Regions from separate parts of the Homo sapiens genome. Here regions 1 and 3 are each linked to region 2. Evidence: read pairs that join two places in POLR2A ChIA-PET (ENCODE). Cell type or tissue: B cell. All regions are shown on one strand. Region 1 overlaps NTNG1 (netrin G1). Region 2 overlaps NTNG1 (netrin G1). Region 3 overlaps NTNG1 (netrin G1).

Region 1 (4,000 bases), 210 kb before region 2:
AGATTTATTGTGGGCTGGATTTGTTAGCTAACAGAACTTTCTCGGAACTGTATCAAAAAAAGACCCATAAGTGTTCATCTTTCACATCTATAGAGCTCAATAATGAATGATGTGGTGGGGGAGGGACAGCGGCAGGAATTTATCCAGGCAAATTCCTTTTAAACAATAAACACTTCATACACTATCAGGCTAATCTGAATAGATGACTAAAAATCCAGTGGTTGATAAATTATCAGCATGGCACCTGCATCTTATGCTTGAAAAACCTTGAGCAAACCCAGGGCTATACTTGTGGATTAATTGAGCATGCATAATTTACCACTGCAGTTTACGTAAGTGTAAGTATTTTTCTCATTCTGGTAAATAGGCATTTCCAGCTTCAGGAGAAAAATCAGAATGTTGCTGTACAAAGAAATGAGCCATCAGCCTATTTGGCTATTATAAGAAAAAAGAATCTCTGCTCTTGCCACCACTGCTTAGTTTTTAAATTGAAATGATTTTTCAAGTTTAATTTGCTTTTCTCCATTTATGTATATTTCTTTTTATTCATATTTATTGTCTTGCTTTTACTATTGTTTGTAATCAATACTGTTTTCTTAGTCTAATTTGATGCTACTTATTTGAATGATTTACAGAACGTTAATCTAGGAAAATACTTTCATTGCAGTTGTTTTATGTAGCCAAGGGTGAAAAGCAAATGCGTAGGGATTAAGAGTCACAGAAACACATCAAGGTTTGAATGGCTTGCTGCGTATTATCACCCATGCGCTTTTTAATTAGGTGTTAATACTAAGTCACTATTTTCTCATCTATTAAATGGAAGTAATACCTATCCCAAAAATTGTTCTATTACATGTTATAATGAATAAACAGCCTCATTTAAAGCCAGAAACATACTAGGTGGTCAATAAATGATATGTATCCTTGTAATTCTCTTATTAAAACAAAATTTATTTCATATATATCAGCTGTAAATTTTACATCCCTAGATTAGTAGTTTAAAAACATTTGTTGCTATAGGAGATTTTATTTAATTATTATTTTTGTTTTGTTTTGTTTTGGAGACAGAGTCTTGCTCTGTTGCCCAGGCTGGAGTACAGTGGTGTGATCTCCGCTCACTGCAAGCTCCGCCTCCTGGGTTCATGCCATTCTCCTGCCTCAGCCTCCTGAGTAGCTGGGACTACAGGCACCTGCCACCACGCCTGGCTAATTATTTTTGTATTTTTAATAGAGACGGGGTTTCACCGTGTTAGCCAGAATAGTCTCGATCTCCTGACCTTATGATGTGCCCACCTCGGCCTCCAAAAGTGCTGGGATTACAGGCTTGAGTTTATTTAATTATTAGTAGTAGGCTATACAATATAAAGTCAATATGAGAGTTTTATTCTCCTTGTTTAAGCAAAAAAAAAAAAAAAATGTCCTTGTGGGAAAGGAAAGCTTAAATGCAACTGTTTTTAAATGATACTATTATAAATATATTAATCCCTGTTTTACAATGGGGAAATACCTTTAAACCTCAATTGATGTAGTAGTCATAATCGTGAGTGGCTGGGTTTCCATTTGATTTTTCTCATCTACTCCTATTTCCTGTAATATAATATATACATTATAATTTTAAAAATGTGTTTTACCTATGCTTAATTTTTTATTGCGGTAGCTACTAATGCTGAAATCTTAAATTTTGCAATCTCAGAGCCCCTGTATAGTAAGTTATAAAAAATGTAAATATAATAGGAAAACTGACTACTTAAAGGAGCTTTTCAGTGAATCACACATAAAATCCAAGATCCTGTTTATAACAGAGGTTAAATTTATTTATATAGTAAATCTAATTTTTCATGATATACAACACCCATATGTAAATTGTAATAGCCATCGTACGCTTCCTTTCTTGGTGAGAACTACAGCTATCAGCCAGGCATCGGGTTATTCCTATAAAGACATGTCACATTATCTGCCACTTCTCTGTGGCTTTATTGATGTGGCTGTCACCCTAGAAACCCAGCGGATTCGGAGATGAGGCTGTCTTCCTACTTGATTTTTCACTAAAGTACATTTGAGGAGACCACTGTGAGGCTCTGGTGGAAGAAGCCGAAAGGGTAATTCTCCATAAGAATAGTTGTAACCTTCTGAGACTTTGTGTCTGCACTCATGCAATTGGTCATTTCCTGAATACTAAGTGGGACTTGTCGCACCATTAATCATGCCACAACAGCACCCTCAATCTTGCTTAGAAATAATCATTACTTAATTAGCTGGTCTTTTCTTTGTGTTTCTATCTCTTTCAGTCGTAAGTTTAAAATGAGGCTACAGAGTGATGAAAAGGAGAGAAACAAGCTAAGAAGATCATGTAATGGCTAGCACAGAGCTTGGAGTTAGATAGGCCAAGTTTCTCTACTACTGATGAGCTGTATCATGCAAAGTCATACAAGTTACTTAAAATACTTAAGACTCTGATTCTTCTTCTGTAAAGTGAGTATAATAACGTCTTTCAGTGTGTGTTAGTGAATTCTTGACAGACCTATGCTCGAAAACATGGACCTTCTCTTCAATTTTTGCCTTAATACTGTGAGTTTGGGTCCCAATCTTAGAACTTGACCTTTTCCCTCCCCTCCAGATAACATGATCAGCTTTTCTTTGTCGGGTTCCTGAATGTCAAACTTGTAATGCCAACCATTTGCCACATAAAGGAGAAGATCTCATTTACTCCTAACAAATGAGTTATCTTATAAAAAACAAAAACAAAAAACCAATATCAATGTCAAGTGAAGCAAATCTCAGCTGTGGGCTCCATCAGCTATCCAGACCTTGAGAAGCTTTGTGGTTCTCTGCTCAGTTAATATGTGTCTGACACCCACCTTTTCAAGTGAAGCCAGTGCAGTGAAGTCAGTCTGGTGCTGCACAGATGAGGTGAAAAGTGGATGGAGAGGCTCAGACTCACCAACTACAGTTGTTCCTTCATTTAGATAGTTGTAGAGTTCCCATAGAACTAGGAGTGGTCATTCAAAATGATCCCTTGCCACGGTAGTAGACTTTTTTCTTTTTTTCTTTTATTTTTTAGCAATCCTACTGCCAACATGCCATTCTATTTAAATGGAAAATGCCACTGTGTATACTATTATTGTAATAAGGTACCTTGTCTCCAAGTCAGAAGTTAAGAAAGAGAAATGAAAGTTTTCAGGCCTCTTGGCAGCTGGGGCTCAGTCCTGTGACCTTGCCTTTGTTAACCAGATCATTCTGTTTGGGGTCTTGACTCCTGAATGAGAATGGTGAGGATTCATTCATGATCACTTCGATGATGGCAGTGGCAGCATCATGTCACAATGCTATTGGGTTCACCTATGTAATACGATGTCTTCTCCAATTTCTAGAGGGAGTAGCAGGTGGTGAAGCCAGTTTTTGGTTTAGGAAAGTCTGGGATTTGTAGCTGCCTTTACAAATTTGGTGCTCAACAGACATGAGAGGTAACAAGGAGTTAATCTTACTAAGGAACTAAGATTACCTAGCGTACTTTCACTACCCACTTGTCCTCAGGTCTTCTGTGATTTAAGACAAGCATTTTTCATTGCTTTTGGCCACCAAGTAGAGTTCACTGAATCTATAATGACGATCACAATATAAGCGATTTTATTAACCTGTCGGTTACTATACAACTTTCTTATTCTGGTCACATCCCAAATCCAGGAGGGTGGTGAAAATGCAAGACTGTTCTTTATTCCCAAAGTACTGAATTTCACATCATTCTTTCATGAATGGGCACAGGTATACTTGTATGTATATCTGGCTTATAAATCCTTAAGAATGTTGGTGGTTTACTTCATCAGAGGTTTATTATTATTGATTGAAATGTAAAAGTTAGGCCGGGGGTGGTGGCTCATGCCTATAATCCCAGAACTTTTGGAGGCCAAGACAGGCGGATCATCTGAGGTCAGGAGTTCAAGACCAGCCCAGCCAACATGGTGAAACTCTGTCTCTACTAAAAGTACAAAAAAAAAAAAAA
Region 2 (4,000 bases):
ATGGATTAGTTCCCTTGATAATGGGTTGGTATAAAGGCAGGATGCCCCTTGGGTTTTCTTTCTTTCCAAGTGTCTGCTTCCCCTTTGACCTTCTCTGCCATGATACAATGAAGCAGGAATACCTTTTCCAGAAACCAGCATCATGCCCTTGAACTTCCCAGCCTGGAGAACCATAAGCTAAATAAAATTCTTTTCTTTATAAATCACCCAGTCTCAGGTATTCTGCTATAGCAACGCAAAATGGACTAAAACAAATGGGGAGTAGAAGTATAAAGAATTGAAAGTCCATCCTTTACTGAGGAGGTACGTGACAATCCCTGGTCTCATTCCTTGGCCCTAAGGAGGTAACTAACTTCTAGAGAGTGCCTGAGGCCCCCAGCATTGCTCAGGATTCCCTCTGAGTATGCTGAGGCAGAGTATGGATCTTCCATTCACTGTGGCTTACTTTCCTGAATGTTCAGTGACACTGAGACTGTTCGGTGTCTCAACAGTGGTCAGCATTAATCCTTTGTTTTAGTGAAAGAAAGAATTTTCTCTTGTGTCTGACTTCAAATTAGAATTTTATTTTTTTTGTAAAGCAGCACAGTAAACTTCAAGTTTGTTAATAAATGTGGAGGCAAAGGAAGTCTTATACTTCTTTTTCATCAAGAAGGCAAAGCACCACCTATTCCTAGCTCCAACTTTAACACTAGTACAGAAAATAATGTTCCTCTAGGATATGGATTTTCATCTAAAACTTCATCCAGAAACTGACAGTCAAAAAGGACACTACAAACGCATTTCATTTTAAGAGAAGACAGTAGTTCACTGGGGATCTTTTCTTTCCCTCAGCAGGTATCTAGTTTCCAGCTACAAGAGTGTGCATTACTTACTGAAGAGTGTGTTTGAAAATATGAATAGAGATCATGACCAAAGCCTCCCAGGGGGTTTCTTCGGTCCAGCATAAGCCTGGATTTCTTCTACAATGTACTTAAGATTTTCCTGCTGACTACGTCTTTCTTTTCAAACTGCCATGACTTTAATAAAGAGGAAAGTGGATGCCATGTAGGGAAGTGGGCTAGACTCTTACACATAAAAACTCTCATGTTGTAACCACTTTATAAATTAAACTAAATTTAAAATTATTTCAGTAATAAACACACTTTGTGCCATCAGTATGCTTGGACATTTCACACATGTTACTTTATTTATTCTTCCAATAACCCTGCAAAGGAGTGCTAATATACTCATTTTAGAGATGAGGAAACTGAGTCTCAGAGAACTTAATATGCTCAAAGCAAACAACTAGTAGCTGATAGAGCTATTATAAAATCAAAATACAGATTTGACTCCTTGCCCCACATGCCACACCAACTCACTGTGATAGGTCCAAAATAAACCCACCTCAAGCCCAACCCTCCTTTAGAACCAGGAGGGTAATAGGAACTTGCAGTGTTCTAATATTGGACCACAGCCCAGCTACAGGATCAGTTTGCTTTCAGTGAAATGAAAACAGCCCTCAGTACTCATTAATGGGAGTGTTGGTAAACACAAACAATACCACACAACAGAGAAAGAGACTTTAGGATAAAAGCAAGCAGTGACTGACAAGGCTTACCAATTCTCTCTCACTATCTGTTTATCATTTATCAGGAACAAATGTTTGTTCACTGCCCTCTGTGTGCAGTGAATTTATTTCTCAGAATCAACAACTATTGCACCCATGCATACTTTGCACAAGCAAGTTATACTCAGATTACCAGCTCACAAGGACAGTGTTTACTTGCATGCAGAGGAGAGACCCTGCCGTAAAGTAGACACTGCTGAGACATAGTCCCTACCCATTCTCATAGGCCTAAGATGTTAACGGAAACAACGGGCTTTCATTCCAAGGATGCAAATGATGCAATTCAAGCCAAATATCCTGTGTCTTTTTACCAAAAAAAAAAAATCACTCTGACCAATTCCTCAAACCTGTCAAAAATTTAGATAAATAAACATCAAACTGTGGCCCAATAAGCAGACCCCATGTCACTTCACTAATTAATACCCAAAGGAGGAAATAGCATGCATAAATAGCTATCATCTATTTAGTCACTGGATCATATATGAAAAAGAGGTAACCTTATTCCAACATCATCATCATGGCAGGCTCTTCGCATCATTTTATCTGATCTTTGCAATATCCCTATAATAGAAGATACCATTTTTTGCTTCTTACAGATAAGGAAACCAAGCTTACAGAGGTGAAGCACATTTGAGGTCAGGAATTTAGAAGAGAAATGAATGAGGCTCAAACCCAGCTCTCTTCCTCTCCACCCCACACCAACATACATTCATCGTTCAGGTGCTACGTGTGAGCACAGTGCTGTGCCAACTCTGTGGTAAGCCTTGTAGGGAAGCAGAGGCAAGAATGAGGAAGACTCTTGAACATTAGTCACTCACATGGTGACTATTTTTTTTTTTTTTTTCTGAGACTGAGATTTGCTTTTGTCGCCCAGGCTGGAGTGCAATGGGGCGATCTCAGCTCATTACAACCTCCACCTCCCAGGTTCAAGTGATTCTCCTGCCTCAGCCTCCCAAGTAGCTGGGATTACAGGCATGTGCCACCATGCCCGGCTAATTTTTGTATTTTTAGTGGAGACGGGGTTTCACCATGTTGGTCAGGCTGGTGTCGAACTCCTGACCTCCAGTGATCTTCCCGCCTCAGCCTCCCAAAGTGCTGGGATTACAGGCGTGAGCCACCACGCCCAGCCCATGGTGACTTTAAAAAGCAATAAAAAGTCATTATGCACAGTGTTGTCCAGTAGCCTAATGTGGTGCTCAGGATCAAGTGAACCTGAGGGTTGGATGCTGGAAGCAGGAAGGTGCCCATCTTTTCCAAAGCAGCAGGCTTGTTCTTCTTCAACAGCTGTGTTAGTGTGCGTAAAAAGTAATAAATGCCTGACTCGCTCTGAGAGCCCAATATTCTCAGACAGGCAGGGCAACCACAAAGTGACTCTACTCCACAGCTCTGTGGTGAGATGGAAGGTAACTGCTGTTGCACTGCAGCCATTTCTGTGAAATGAGGTGACAGCACTGGAGAGCATGACAAGAACAATACGCGGATGAGCCTTTTACTGTGGTAGCAACTTTCATGCTGTCGTGTCAGTGCTACATGGTCAGGCTGCCTCTGTTGCCCCGGAGACAGGAATGGTAAGAATTCTCTTCATCATCAAATCATTAGCTGCCAGTAGCAGACACCCTGTCTCAGCTCCATGTCCTGTGCCTGTCATTCCTTCTAAAATGGTGTATGAGGAAAAGTAGAGATAGCTCAATATAGTGATTGCACATCCTAAAAACAGGATCTTTGAAAACATGGAGAGGTGCCACGAAATAATCCCTGAAGAGGTTTGAAAGGATGCACCCATTTCGAGAAGGGATAGAACGATTCCCCAGGTCATAACACAGTGTCCTATGATGATGGGAGGCAGGTCATTTCATCTTAGAAACAGAAAACCATTACATGCCAAGAGGGATGAGCAATGAAAGACAAAGGCCGTGAAGGAGCAGTGAAAAGCATCCTGGAATCACTTGGGGCTTTAAATTGCATGGATGGATCTTTTTAAAGTGAGTAGTAAGATAATAAAGTGATGCATAGGAAGACTTGACACCCTTCAACCCTGGTCTGATAAGCCAAAGGCTCACTTGGCTGTGAGCTAGCTGGGTTTAACAAAATGAAGGCCCTTAGATGCTAAGAAGATGTCTACATTCCTACTTTTAATCTTTTGAAGAGAGAGTGGGATTTGTACACAGCATGAGCAAGTTCTGTCTCATGCTATCTGATTTTGGAGTCTCTTGTAGGTCCATGCCTAATCCCAGAGACTGTAGTATTGGAGGATTACTCCCACTCAGATAAATCAGCCATGCCTCTCTCAGAGCTCCCACCAGAATCAAGTAGAACCCTTGGTAGGCCTGCTCGCTTATCAATACTCCTAGCTGGATTTTAGAATAGCCTTTGATGTGGCTGCAGATACCACAC
Region 3 (4,000 bases), 180 kb before region 2:
GCTTCTTTTCTTTATCACATCCAATTTATCAACAGATATATCTAGGAGCCAACCCTCCAAGCCATTGTCATCTCCCATGTGGATAACTGACGTAATCTATCTGGTCTGTTTCCACCCTTACTCCCTGTAATCTTTTATCAAGATGGCATTCAGTACAAATTTTTTTTAATGTAAGGCATGCCATGTCACTCCTCTGTTAAAACACTTTCCAGTGACTCAATATCTCTAGTAAATAAAAGTCAATCTATTTTTAGTGACCCAGCTACCTCCCTGACTTCATGTCCTACGAATCTCCTCCTTGTTAGTTTACAAATCCTGTAGGACTCTCTTTTGGCTTCTACTACATCTTCAAGGATGCCTTCACTGAAGGGCCTTTGCACTTGCTATTCTCTCTGGCTGGAATTTTCTTACTTCCCAAATCTACATGACTCACTCCCATTCTCTCATTTTCCTCAATTCTCTGCTCATTTGGCACCTTTTCAGTGAAATCTTACTTTATCACCTAATTAAAATAGTATCCTCATTTCTACCCTTGGCATTTCCAGTTATTTACCCTGCTTTATTGTTTTTCCCCGTAACAGTTACTGCTTTCCGATATACAATGTTAGTTTGTTTGTTTGTTGGCTATTATTATCCACATGAAGGCAGCTTTGTGATAACAGGGATTCTATAGGTTCCCCCTTCCCATCATTTGTCTTTATCCCCAATACCTAGAATAACATCTGATACATGGAATGTGCTTAAGAAAACATTTGTTAATTGAATAAATGAATGAATGTTCCTCTTAATTGATTATGGGAGACTAGGATATCAGTCATTTCTTCTAGCTCTGCAGCTAAATATACTAGTGTAGAGTAAGATTCTTATGGTTGTAAACTTGGCATGTTACATTTTATATCTTTAGACTACTTAGCAGATTCCATGGTTGAGTTACTTTTAGAGATTTTCTTTCTTTTCACGTTCAGACTTCTGCCTTTAAATATCATAAACTTAAATGAACACATAGACATCAGCAGCTTTAAACAGTTCTGTACGGATGCCCTCACAATAGTGGTCTAAGCAATTGTTTTGCTTTTAGCATAGCTGGCTCAGTAATTTCTATTTATGTTCCAAATGCCATTGAAAAGCCACTGAATATTACTCAAAGTATGCCAATATGAAAAATATCATCAACTGCCATTTTATTTCAAGCTGGGCTTCTGCACAGCAAACTGTTCCAAAGTTGGTGAAAACCAAAAATCCAAGTCACCTTAAACAGAAAGACAGATGTAAAACAGTGAGTAACTTTTTAAAACAGAAAACAAACTTAATGTGCTGTATATTCTTTTATTATTTTCTTAGCATTTTTTTGACCTGTTATTTGTATTGAGTTTTTTCTGTTATAGTGAAAACTGTTTTATTATTTCCACAGATAGTTTAGTAAGATATGAAAATCTCATTGTAGACTGCCATGGTTGGCTTATTTCTTCACTTATTCTCATGATGTCAAAGTTCAGGCTTTGGAATCAGGCTTGTTCATTTGGAATCTAAGCTCTTTGAATTTTCATCTCAGTAACATCAGACAAATTGCTCAACATCTCTAAGACACAGTTTTCTCATGTTTGAAATGGGAATAATAAGGTTGTCATGATGATAGAAATAAACAATTCCTATATAACACTCAATACATATTTACCAGTATTTCTGATGTTATTAATGGGTTCTCTTATGCTGTAGGAAGAGCTGTTTACCAGTAGTTCATAATTTGGAGCTGGATATATTATCTCCAAGATATAAACTTTTTGTTCACTTTCTAAACAAAACCCATTAATCTGAATATATGGATTCCCGCCCCCGCCCCCGCCCCCGCCCCCCCACCCCCAACCCGCCAAAGTGCAGTGCTTGCTCCTTTCTCTGAGTCATGGTCTGACATATTTCTTTGAACTTAAAAATTAAGTTTTTCATTTATATTACATTTGCTGGAAAGTTTGTTTTGTTTGCATAATATAATATTTATTTTAAGAGAAGACACTTATATTGTGAAAGCACTCTCTCCAGAACAATACACAACATATAGGATGATTCTGATGATAAAGGAATTAGACTACACATCAAGTAAGTTCATTTAAAATAATGAAGAAATTATAAGCAACAGAAAGTGTTCTACATATTCAACCAAAAGGATTTAAAAAGCAGATTGCTTACCACAAAAAGTAGAAAACAATAGACACAAATCTAAAATTAAGATAATTTAAATAGTTACAATAACTTTGTCTATAAAGATACAGATTGTAATTTTGTACTCCAGGTAGCATAAATCAATCCAAACTATATTTTAATTGATATTGTAAGAATTTTTTTTTATTATTATACTCTAAGTTTTAGGGTACATGTGCACAATGTGCAGGTTAGTTACATACGTATACATGTGCCATGCTGCTGTGCTGCACCCATTAACTCGTCATTTAGGATATTGTAAGAATTATAATCACACAAACCAGTTAGAAATCAAGTCTAACCTAAGCAAATTTAACCTCTTCAGGCCTTTATTACTATTGTTTGTAACCTCCATGTTTTCCTTTACCATTTTCTTCCATATTCAGCTTATAAATAATTAATTCCCTATACTCAGAAGTTGTATTTAAAACAAAACAACAAAAACACATTAATAACTAGCAGACATCAAAGATTTTAATAACCCAGACCAGCGAAGAATAAGAATCCAAAATAGCTTCGTTACAATAACAAACTGATATATTCTATTGTAACCTTTAGTTTGCTGTAGATGGATACTTCATTAAAAATAGATATTAGAGGTAAAGTTATGTATACAACACAGAGAAATGTAGTTGACTTTTCCAAATCTGGTAAAATGGATGTTTCCCCATCTTTAGGTGAAAAAAAAATTCTACTAATCAGAGACAAGAATATAAGATATAGAGCTTTGCAGAATAACACTCCAATCATGTTTGCTTCATGAATATATATTAGTGACTTCAAAATCTAGGGCATACACTGTCTTTTAAATGCATTTTAAAAAATGACATTAATGAAAAGAAGGAATTATGGGGAGGTAAGACCTTGTTCTGTCAAGTTTAGTACCTGTTCTAAAAACAATGATTCAGAGTTTTAAGCTAAAACTGTCTCTTCTAGTTAAAATACCCTTCTGACCAAATAGTGATGCAGAAAACTTTTAAAAGTCAAATGGAAATCAGCTTGGTAAAACATTCTTGGTGTTCTTAAGTGACTCTCCAACAAATATTTATCGAGCACCTCGTTGTGTCAATACCATGCTTTTGCAAATGGCTCAGTTAGTTATCATCAATAATAGTATTGTCTAGATTTTGAATAATAATAATATTACTAATAATACTACTAATAATATTCTTAAAGGGTCTAAAAGAACTTTCCTCAGTCTCTTTCTCGAATAATGTTTTTTCCATGTGGCAAAATGTTTCCTTCCCTGAGCTTTTTTTCGGGAACACAGATAATCATCATTGTTCCTTCCTTGAGTTTATAAACTAATGATTCTCTCCATTTGCTCCACCACTATTTAGCTCTCTGCTGGGCTAATCTAAGCATCAGAATCCTTGGTGGTTAATAAATGAGCATCTTAGAAAGAATTCCACTGGGAACATGGTATTCAAATCAGCCCTCCAGGGCATTTTGTTGCAGTGAATTCCCACAGGTACGTGGCGCAAGATGGGAACTTCTCTTGGGAAGGTTATTTATGTGCTCAGCCTGTCTATACAGAATTCAGGTATAGAATACCTGAAAACACTCAGAAGCAGCCGTCAACCCCCAGAAGGAACCATTTCCCCATGTATACAGTTGAGCAAGTGAAAGCCATTCTGTATGTAAGAAAAGTTGTCAAGGGGCAATATTGAGGTTTAATAGTGCTCTCTAAGTCACTTGAAAACCAAATCTTAAAAATGATGTAATGTATACATTTGGCCTTCATTAGTGTTGTATTAAGCAGGTAGGCATTATCTTGGTCTAACCATTAAGTACAAATGCTTAA

The links. Peaks named below come from ENCODE experiments on the same cell type or tissue, not always from the same donor. Only the 100,000 strongest peaks of a DNase experiment are listed, where the experiment ranks them.
Region 1: POLR2A ChIA-PET joins it to region 2 with 5 read pairs; 1 of 35 experiments calls an interaction of 5 or more read pairs at or near these places.
Region 3: POLR2A ChIA-PET joins it to region 2 with 6 read pairs; 2 of 35 experiments call an interaction of 5 or more read pairs at or near these places.

Annotation. Positions count from the first base shown.
Region 1 is chr1:107,245,009-107,249,008 of GRCh38, forward strand. The region is part of intron 2 of NTNG1 (netrin G1); the gene reads left to right. Among named protein-coding and RNA genes, the nearest start is that of NTNG1, 110 kb to the left of the region's middle. In B cell, no CTCF peak of the experiment used is centred here; DNase peaks (open chromatin) are centred at 2,153 and 3,333; H3K4me3 peaks cover 827 bases; H3K27ac peaks cover 2,266 bases.
Region 2 is chr1:107,452,629-107,456,628 of GRCh38, forward strand. The region is part of intron 7 of NTNG1 (netrin G1); the gene reads left to right. Among named protein-coding and RNA genes, the nearest start is that of NTNG1, 310 kb to the left of the region's middle. In B cell, no CTCF peak of the experiment used is centred here; a DNase peak (open chromatin) is centred at 2,336; H3K4me3 peaks cover 703 bases; H3K27ac peaks cover 2,279 bases.
Region 3 is chr1:107,268,867-107,272,866 of GRCh38, forward strand. All of the region lies in intron 2 of NTNG1 (netrin G1), which reads left to right. Among named protein-coding and RNA genes, the nearest start is that of NTNG1, 130 kb to the left of the region's middle. In B cell, no CTCF peak of the experiment used is centred here; no DNase peak of the experiment used is centred here.